Linked DNA regions of Homo sapiens: region 1 is linked to region 2. Evidence: chromatin loops called from intact Hi-C (ENCODE). Cell type or tissue: PC-9. All regions are shown on one strand. Links, peaks and the distances in the headings refer to the core of each region. The heading gives the core; the rest is flanking DNA.

What was found. Peaks named below come from ENCODE experiments on the same cell type or tissue, not always from the same donor. Only the 100,000 strongest peaks of a DNase experiment are listed, where the experiment ranks them.
Region 1: a loop joins it to region 2, with 3 times the contacts of the local background. A loop is called at or near these places in 1 of 110 quality-filtered maps.

The regions. Positions count from the first base shown.
Region 1 is chr3:136,953,345-136,958,850 of GRCh38, forward strand. It overlaps IL20RB (interleukin 20 receptor subunit beta), which reads left to right and starts at 4,639. Exons shown (of 7, transcript NM_144717.4): 1 at 4,639-4,857. The coding sequence starts at 4,770. IL20RB-AS1 (IL20RB antisense RNA 1) reads right to left here. Exons shown (of 4, transcript NR_183729.1): 3 at 1,387-1,447. In PC-9, for the core only: no CTCF peak of the experiment used is centred there; DNase peaks (open chromatin) are centred at 1,087 and 2,697; H3K4me3 peaks cover 960 bases; H3K27ac peaks cover 2,802 bases.
Region 2 is chr3:136,622,631-136,627,630 of GRCh38, forward strand. It overlaps STAG1 (STAG1 cohesin complex component), which reads right to left. Exons shown (of 34, transcript NM_005862.3): 3 at 516-618. Among named protein-coding and RNA genes, the nearest start is that of STAG1, 130 kb to the right of the region's middle. RefSeq lists an enhancer at 3,044-3,544. In PC-9, for the core only: no CTCF peak of the experiment used is centred there; a DNase peak (open chromatin) is centred at 2,761; H3K27ac peaks cover 1,254 bases.

The DNA.
Region 1 (5,506 bases), core at 507-5,506, 330 kb after region 2:
ATTAAAATAGAACAGATTTGAGGGTTGAAGAGTGAGGGTGAGGGTGTTAATTTATATAGGATGATAAAAAGAGGCCTCTGATAAAATTGACCTTTGAGTATACTGTGTGCTCCACTTAATAGAATCACTGATGACTACGAACGACCAGTGACTGAATAAAATACAGCAACCAAAATCATTTGAAAACTATGTGGAACTTCACTATTACAGAGCATTGTTTCTGGTTTTCAGATTTTTAATTTGACTAAAATGGTATTTTATCGAAATGTGGAACATTTAACTACAGAAGGCTATTCTGAATAAACCCTGATTCTCCATTTTAAGAGGAGTTTTTTGGGGGGATGTCAGGTAGAAAAAGATAACTACAGGAAGAGGACAGTTTGGCCGACTTAAGGGTTCTAATTGAGCACACTCTAAGGAAACCCTGGAGGTTAAATTCCTGATGACCAGACAAACATTTGGGAGGAAATTGAAAAACTGAAGTATTTCAGAAGTGAAAAAGGAATGCAGGAGCCCTGAAAATTAGATTCTAAAAACGTGTAGAAATTCTACCTGGGGCCGGGCACAGTGACTCAGGCCTGTAATCCCAGCACTTTGGGAGGCCGAGGCGGGGGGATCACATGAGGTCGGGAGTTCAAGACCAGCCTGACCAATGTGGAGAAACACCGTCTGTACTAAAAATACAAAATTAGCCAGGCGTGGTGGCACATGCTTGTAATCCCAGCTACTGGGGAGGCTGAGGCAGGAGAATCGCTTGAACCCGGGAGGTGGAGGTTGCGGTGAGCCAAGATCACGCCATTGCACTCCAGCCTGGGCAACAAGAGCGAAACTCCATCTAAAAAAAAAAAAAAAAATTCCACCCGGAACAGTCTTGGTGGAAGCATGAATTAGAAGAGTCTAAGACAAGTGGAATTCCGCTATTTAAATTCCCTGTGTTACTTCTAAAAAGAAAAAATAGAGACACAGTGAAATCCAACTAAATGTCAGAAGTGCTACAAGACAGAACATAGATATCTAAGAATCTTAATGCAAAGGGAAGGAACTATTTTGTGTTAAGTAGGGGAAAGGAAGATTACTGGACTGTAATAATTGACCACATAGTTCATTCAAGGACACAGGGCCTATCCTGGACTTGCACAACCCTAAGAGTGAGTGCCTCAGATTTTGCGCCCTAGGTGCTTCCCTTAATTTTAGTCCTGGCCCTGCAGGGCACAGAGAGCTTAGGGTTCTCTTCCTTGGCCACAAAACTTCCCATCCCTCCCCACTGCCTCTACCTTTTCATAAAACCTTTTCTCTGCTTGCTTTTCCTTCCATAATTAAATATCAGAGATTTAAGTGGCAAATAGTGTAATCGAAAAAAAAATCCTATTTCTGAACTGTACCTACCTATAGGAAATTGGTCTATTCTTCCAGCGGTTTATCTTCTGACATGGATGACCCTCCAACTCTGTGGAAGGCACCAGAAATTAACTTGAGAAGTGCAGGAAACAGGATAGAGAATAGTTTCGTTGTGCATGTTGCATAGACAAGACATTACAACTTCTCTTTCTATAGAGGGGCACCTCAAAGCCAGAAGAGAAAGGCAAAATCAGGGTCAGGGATTATCCAGGAATGTTAGGGGCTAGCAGGTGAGGCACAGCCCTCCAGAAGTCCTCACCCAAAGATACAGCCCAGGCAGAGGTGGGTGGTCTGAGTTACTTGTTGGGTCATGACCCAGGCTTGAAACGGATTATTGTTCAAAAAATATGACAGGCAGATGGCATTATCTCTCAGTGCCCCTTGAGGTGTGCTGAACCCAGGGCAGACTCTGTGCAATGGCTTATGAAGGATTGGCAGGCAGTACTGTCTTGCCAGAGCATTGTAGTGCTGGACAGGAGTGTCTTGACAGGGACCAATGAGCAGGTGGAGCTAACTAGCCATCGTAACACTTCAAAGTTTGGTAAACAACTCTTCTTCTCCGACAGCATAGCTAAATGATTCTTATTCTTTCCTCCATTTTCTCTGTTTACTTTCATTTTCATCTTCTTAATTCAGTCTGTATTCCCCTCTACCTTTCCATCTTTGCTCATATCATTCTCCCAAAAGGAATGATGAACAGTGTGCCTCTCTTCCCCTCCTACCCATATCCAATTGGTACATCCGGAACCTCATATTGAGGTCTACCTATTCCCTAAAGCCTTTGCTGATCTCTTGGATCACTCCTTTGTGTCCCTCAGACACATTCCTTTGATGCTAACTGGGAGGCAGTTAAAGTGAGTGAAAAAAGCTTGGAGTTATGCAGACCTCAGTTAGAATTCCTGTTTCCATCCCTGAATAGCTCTGTGATCTACAGTAAGTTAATTTCCCTGAGCCCTGTGTTCTCACCTGAAAAGTGGAGAATCAAATCATATCTTACCTTGCAAGTCTGTTGTATAATATATGGACATGTATATAGTGTGTAGAAACCCTTTAGGACATTCTTGGCAGATAATAGATATCCAGTACACATTGGCTTATATTGCTAACTTTTGACATGCTGGAACTGTGAGCAGAAGCGAACTTAGGAGAGAGGAATCAGGAAGCCAAGATGGAGAACAAAGGTAACATTGGGGACAGACGTTGAGGCCATGTATGAAGCACTCTTAAGAGGAGCAGTGAGAGACTGTACAAGCAGCTAGTGACCAGAGGTCAAAGTACAGATGTGGCCACTGACTCACAGTGCTGGAATCAAGGAAAATATGCACCAGGTTTTCTTGACTATGGTGTGGTAAAAAGATATACAGCAATGTTTATTGTATACTTATTTTGTGCCAGATCCTGTTCTAAGTTTCACTTAATCCTCACAACAGCCCTGAGTCAGACACTATTATAATTGTTCCCAATTTTCAGATGAGAACCATAAAGCAGATAGTTTAAATGACTTGCCTAAAGAAACACAACTAAAAAGTTGACACCAATCAACCTGAGACAAAGATTATTTATATACTAGAGACTCCCCTGCCCATATAAGCATCTAAGCTCAAATTTCGCAAGCTGAACATTTGCAGCCTTTTTCTATAGCACCCCCAATCCTGCCTGTCCTGACCACACTCCACCCACTTCATTATTTCACTTGAGGTGCTGCCATCCACCCAGTTACCCAAACTCAGAACCTGAAAGCCATGTTTGGCTCCTCCTCCCCAGCCCTCTTAATGCACTCAATATCCAGGAGCTATCAGTTCTATCTTCTTTATCTTTTGAATTTGGTCATTTCTCTCTGCAGACATGAGAAACCTAGTGGAAGCCAACAATGTCTGTCACCTGGATCACTACCATAGCTCCCTCATGGCCCTCCTGCCTTCAATCTGGCCCCCTGTGCTGTTTTCTCCACCCTAGTCACAAACTTTTTAAAGCTCAAATGCAGGGAATGACATGGTCATATTTGAGCTTTGAACCCTTCCTTTGACCTTCATTCCTCTCAGGATAAATTCCAAGCTCCTCAATAAGGCATTCAAAACTCTCTAGAATCCTGTTTCTGTCTGCCACTAAGCCCTATTTCTCGCCATTTCAACCTTGTTCTCGTGTTGCACCAAACTTCTTCTTGCTTCCTAAAAACAACATTCCTGGCTGATTTTTTTTTTTTTTTTCCAGAGTTTAACACCCAGTCCTGGAGTCACCTCCTCCAGGAAGCTTTCTGTAATCCTACAAACTGGGTTAGATGTTTCTTTTTAGTGATGCTATGTTTCCTTACGAATATTGCTGTCCCTTCATTTTAAAAATTGACTTATGATTATTCCCGTGTCTATCTTCTCCACTAGTTGGGAAATTCTTGTTGAGGGAATGGACTGTTGAATTCCTAAGAACTAGCACATAGTAGGCCTTCAGTGAAGGTTTCTTGAATGAATAAATAAATGACCAACTTTCCCAAGGTTACATTGTAAGTTCTGAAACTTGAACCAAAATACATTATACTCTAGAACCCATGTTTATTCCACTATTGTATTTGCACATTAGGGTGGTTAAAGTCCTTCAAGGGCTAAATTTTAAAGGGCTAAATACTATCACAAGGTTTTTCTTCCACCTATTGAAATTGGTTTTAATTTTTCAGTAATACATTCACGTGACTCAGTAATCAAACGATATACAAAGATATTCAGTCAAAAGTCTTGTTCCCATTTTTCTCTTCCACCTTTCCAATTCCCACTTTCTCTGCCCCAAGGTAACCAATCTTGTTCATTTCTTATATCTTCTTTTAGTTTTTCTTTTTGCAAATGCATGCAAATATGAAGCTATATATTATTCTTTACCCTCCTGACTTTTAGAAGGGTATTTTAAATTTTTTCAAATATCTTTAGTTTTTCTGAAGTGGGTACATATTAGAAAAAAGAGCTAGTCAGTACCCAGCTTGAATGAACTCACAGAGAGAAACTTGGAAGAGGACAGCTATTTAATGAGGGAGGGAGATAATCCTGCCTGCTCATTGGCTTTTAGGGAGGTGCAGAGTCCTTTAGGACAGAGCCTGTGGTCCGGGTATTGCTCATAGGCAGATTCTCAAGCTCCCCAAAGTTACATTTTCTCTGGAACTCTCCTAGGCCACTCCCTGCTGATGCAACATCTGGGTTTGGGCAGAAAGGAGGGTGCTTCGGAGCCCGCCCTTTCTGAGCTTCCTGGGCCGGCTCTAGAACAATTCAGGCTTCGCTGCGACTCAGACCTCAGCTCCAACATATGCATTCTGAAGAAAGATGGCTGAGATGGACAGAATGCTTTATTTTGGAAAGAAACAATGTTCTAGGTCAAACTGAGTCTACCAAATGCAGACTTTCACAATGGTTCTAGAAGAAATCTGGACAAGTCTTTTCATGTGGTTTTTCTACGCATTGATTCCATGTTTGCTCACAGGTAAGTATGAATTAGAATACATCCAATAGTTTGGGCCTTGAATATAGGTTAAGAAGGCAAAAAATACTTTCCCAGGGCCTGGGGTTGAAATATGTGTATAGAATATCGTATATCTGTTTTACAAAAGATTTATCACCTCCTAAACCTCTATTCCCACATCCCAAAGAAAAGGCCTGCATTCTGTTTGGAAATCTCTCTTCTTAATGTCCACACAACAATCTAGAAAGAGAAATCATCAAAATAAATAAAAGCAGAGCTCTGTGCACTTTGTTACTTATCTCATCGTCTGGTTTTATATAGTGCAATGTAGTTCTTTCAGACTTACTGTGTGTGTCTTGGAGATGTTAACTGTAAGAACAAATTAAAACAAAGATTCTAGCAAAATACACATGAATAAAAAGACAATTTGTGAGCTTAACATTGGATACGAGACTTATAAAAATTGGATTTCTCTACTGGTCATTGAAGAAAAGGTACTCCATAGCATTCTAAAAAATATTTGGTTTGGGACATTTCCCCTGCCAGTGAGATTACATAGTTTTCTCTGCTCCACTCCTGGTTGCTTGTACCTATCTGCTTTATTGTCTTAAAATTGGAACTCTGTAGCCTTTGATGTTTGTTCATGTCAAATCACGTTTAAGAGAAACTT
Region 2 (5,000 bases), core at 1-5,000:
TTAACCCCTTGACAAGCAGATAACAGTATCTTCTATAGGGTTTATGCATGCTTAAATTATGACTGATGCTCGTACAATACATTAAGCTATCTCTCAAAGTAGGATTATCTAGAGCTCTTCTAAACTTCCCAATCAGGTTATCAATGAGAATATACTCTGAGACTGGCCCCAAACTCCAAAACAGTACTTGGGAGCTCATAAGAAATCAGAGTTGCATCTGAAAAGCAGCAAGTCTTAACTAACTAAACCTCATTCACTGTTAGTGACCTTCTCTATGCCTTCACATGGACTACCATTTATTTACAAAGAGAAGGAGGGCAACAAAATCATACTACAATCATCTCCTTTTTCTGATCACTGCCAAGACAATTTATGTGAAAAAAAGTTTCCAATCTCTATTGTGTCACTGAATTTTTTTTAAGTATTAACCATACTAGCACTAGAATTAACAACTCATATAAACTCATTAACACGGTCACTATTAAAGGAACAAAGAAGACAAGCATAATACATACTGGAGGCCGGCCAGGACGACCCCTTTTTCTTTTTCCTTTGACCTCTGTTTCTTCAAGCTCGCTGCCAGCATCGGAATGGGCAGTAGTTTCATTAGTTGAATCCCTAGAAAATGTTATATTATTTTAGCGAACAAATTAATAAGTATAATGCATTTCTGTTTCACTACTTTCCTTACCACCTGCTATATGGCTGATTAGAAGTGGTTTATACTTCTACTTTCAGAGAAACTCTCTAGCAAACTAAAAATGTTATCCTCCCTTCCTAATTTCACATAACAGTGAGTGAAATGAATCCCCCAAATAAAGAGGGAAATGAAGAGGAAGAAATGATTGTGGAAATGATAGCTGCTATACAAAAATAAATGCAAAATATAACTGCAAAAGACTAATTCTTCAGTACAAAAATATGAAGGCTTAGGAATATTTTTATTTATTTTGTTTATTTTATAAAGTCATGAAGGGCAGTGTTATGCCAGTCTTTTCAAAAAAAAAATACAAACACCTAAGTTATAAGTATTAAGACATACGGCCGGGCACGGTGGCTCATGCCTATAAATCTCAGCACTTTGGGAGGGTGAGGCAGGCGGATCACCTGAAATCAGAATTTGGGACCAGCCTGGCCAACATAGTAAAACCCCATCAGTACTAAAAGTACAAAAATCAGCCGGGCATGGTGGCGCATGCCTGTAATCCCATCTACTCAGGAGGTTGAGGGAGGGGAATCATTTGAACCCGCGGAGGTTGCAGTGAGCCGAGATTACGCCACTGCACTCCAGCCTGGGCAACAGGGCAATACTCTGTCTGAAAACAAAATAAACCAACAAAAAAGACATAAAGGATACTTAGCATATAATTTACAAACAATAATAAAACACAAAACACTCTTTATTGTAAATTCCACATAACCGATTCTCACAAAATAATTTTAAAGATAATTTTTGCCCAACTCTTATATTGGAATCTTTTTTTTTTTGAGACAGTCTCACTCTGTCGCCCAGGCTGGAGTGCAGTGGCACAATCTCAGCTCACTGCAAGTTCCAACTCCCGGGTTCACACCATTCTCCTGCCTCAGCCTCCCAAGTAGCTGGGACTACAGGCACCCGCCACCAGGCCCGGCTAATTTTTTTTGCATTTTTAGTAGAGATGGGGTTTCACCGTGTTAGCCAGGATGGTCTCGATCTCCTGACCTCATGATCCACCTGCCTCGGCCTCCCAAAGTGCTGGGATTACAGGTGTGAGCCACCGTGCCCAGCCAATTATTGGAATCTAACCTACAGCTGCAACTGATGAATGAATAGGAATTTTAACATGAAAGGTGGTTTCTATTTTTGTTCACTTTAATGAGTAGGATGCAAGTAAAATTATAAAGACATTTGTTGAAACTTCATTCATTAGTCAATGGTGTGAGCAACTTCTCTGCTGACTCAGATAAGGGCTGAGGAAACATGCTTCCTCAATTTTTTGTTATTGTATTGTAATGGGTATAGACCATCCGATACACCTTTAAGTTGAATCTGCATTGTTAACAATTTCTCTATCACTTTCTTAAGTCTATAATCAACAAAACAATAAATTAAGCATTGATTTTTATCATTTGCTGATTTTCACGGTGTACATATTCCTACCATAGCCAATTTCAAATGACCAAAGTGGCATAACCAAAGTGAGGTGGGAAGTGACAAACAGTAGTACAGCATTAAAACATATTTCTACCACAAAGACACAACAGGTTTAAATAACAACTTCAAGAGCATAAATAGTAACATGAAATAATTAGGAAGTGATGAATTTTGAGTATTTACTATTTTTATTTTTCATATGACATTTAATTTAAGCTTATATAAGTTAACTTTTTAAAACAGATATGTTGTGTTTAGCTACCTTGCAAAATTCCTAAAAATTTAATATTTAACTCTCACAGGCCAATACAAGCTGGCTTCAACACAGCATTGAAAAGGTTTAGACAGCATGAACAAGAATCTCTTCACTAAATTCTACATTACTGCATAAAATTGTAAAGAGTAGGAAAAGTACATAGCAAATGGTAAGTCCAACTCACAATCTACTATTTCTCAATCTCCTTCACCAAATGCTCTTTTAGGCTCATTCCCTCTTCCTTAAAGCTCAACTGTTAGGTCTGCTCTTCTCCATTTATATTACACTCCCTTGGAGATTTCATCCAGTTAATGTGTAACTTCTATGCAAATGACTTCAATACCCTATCAGTACACCTGACCGCATTCCAGATCTCTGACTCAGGATTTTTATCTTGCATGCATGACATACTTACTTGAATGCCACCTCAAATTCACCAAATGCCACATCTAAAATTGAATCCAATCCTGACTTACCTCTGACTTTCTACTCACAGAGATACAATTAATTAACTGATTTAAGTTATGCATACGTATGCTTTAAGTTATTATACAAATTTATTGTCACCATTATCCTGTCTATAAACTCGAATTGATAGAATGATATCAGTCTTCTTGTGCCTCCTGCTAACATAATCCTACCTCAGCCATCCTTCTCAGAACAATATAATCTGTTTCTCACTCTTTCCAGGATTATTACCACAATCACCACTCCCCATGATAATCTCAATTTATCTCCCTACTGCTGCTTATTCAAGCCATTCTACACACCGCTGCCAGTAATATTCTCACATCATTACTTACCCACTTGTAAATCTTCAAAGTTATCATATTACTCTAACTTATATATCTTTAAAGTTAATCTGGTATTTAAAACCATAAATAAGACTGGGCGCAGTGGCTCATGCCTGTAATCCCAACACTTTGGGAGGCTGAGGCACGAGAATCGCTTGAACCCGGGAGATGGACGTTGCAGTGAGCAGAGATAGCACCACTGCACTCCAGCCTGGGCGAAAGAGTAGAACTCTGTCTCAAAAACAAACAAAACAAAACAACAAAAATGAAACTATAAATAATATTGTAAATGATGTCCAGGGTCAGCAAGCTTTTTCATAAAGATCCATACAGCCGGGTGCAGTGGCTCATGCCTGTAATCCCAGCACTTTGGGAGGCCAAGGCCAGCAGATCATGAGGTCAGAAGTTCGAGACCTACCTGGCCAACATAGTGAAACCCCTTCTCTACTAAAAATACAAAAATTATCCAGGCATGGTGGTGTGCGCCTATAGTCCCAGCTACTTGGGAGGCTGAGGCAGGAGAATTGCTTGAACCCACGAGGCGTAGGTTGGCCGAGCCAAGATCACGCCACTGCACTCCAGCCTGAGCAACAGAGTGAGACTACATCTCAAAAAAAAAAAAAAACCAAAAAAACAAAAAACCATACAGTATATATTTTAGGCTTATGGGTCTTAAGTTCTCTATAGCTACTACTCAACCCTGGTGACATAACATAAATGCAGCCATATGCAATATGCAAATTAATGGGTGTGGCTATGTTTCAACATTTTATTTAAAAGAGGCATCTGAACCACTAGCAGTATTTGCCAACCCGGATCCAGTCAATCTTATTTGTCTCTACTAAAGAACAATGAATCATACTGCTTTTTCTCCTCACTACAATCCAAATAGGCCATGTTCAGTATAGACTATGTGTCAGTTTACATATGTTATCTATAATACATATGCACAAAAACCTTGTAAGAAGCATGTTATCTTCCTGATTTTATGAATGAGGAAATGAAAGATCTGAAAACCCGATAAACTTGTCCACAGTCGCACACTTAGTAAGTGGCAGAGTCCAGTTAGATCTCAAGATCAACCTGAATTTTCTATTTTCATGTTAAGATACTACAATGCAAATACTATGTTTCGTATTTATCTTGTGTGGACAAAATCTCCAAGTGCTTTTGATGCTTACAAGTGTCCAGGCAACTATAGGAGCAGGTTGGTTCTAGAATATAATTACTGACCCATTAGTGAAACTAACCTATTCTTCAGCAGTATTGTTTATTGATGCCCCTACCAAGAGTCAGAAAAGTACAATTTGTTTAATAATGCTGCCAACTGCAGTCAGCTTAAACAGTGAGAACTATTGCCAACAAACAGCTAATGCACTGTTATGTGTTAGTATGTGTATGTTTAATTATTAAGACATAAGAAAACAAATTCTAGGCTTTTGAAAAAGAAAATTTCGAGCAACAGAAAATATATAAGAATACAAGGAAAAGTTTCACTTTATCTCATCCTAACTCTGAATCCCATCTGCAGAATACCACTGTTAATAGTTTGACGCTGCCATAAATATTTAGGCTTTTGCATCTCTCTGTCTCTCTCTCTCAAAATATAAATATCAATATTTCAATTTTTTAAGTGTTACATACATGAGAATCTTCCATATAAATATTTTAGATTCCTGAATGGCACTCCATAATATGCACTGAACTTATTTAGCTACTTCCTTATCAATGAGCACTTAGTTTGTCTCTAGTTTTGCACTATTACAAACAGGGCTGAAATGACTGTTCTTGTACATAAATAAATCTTACTACATAA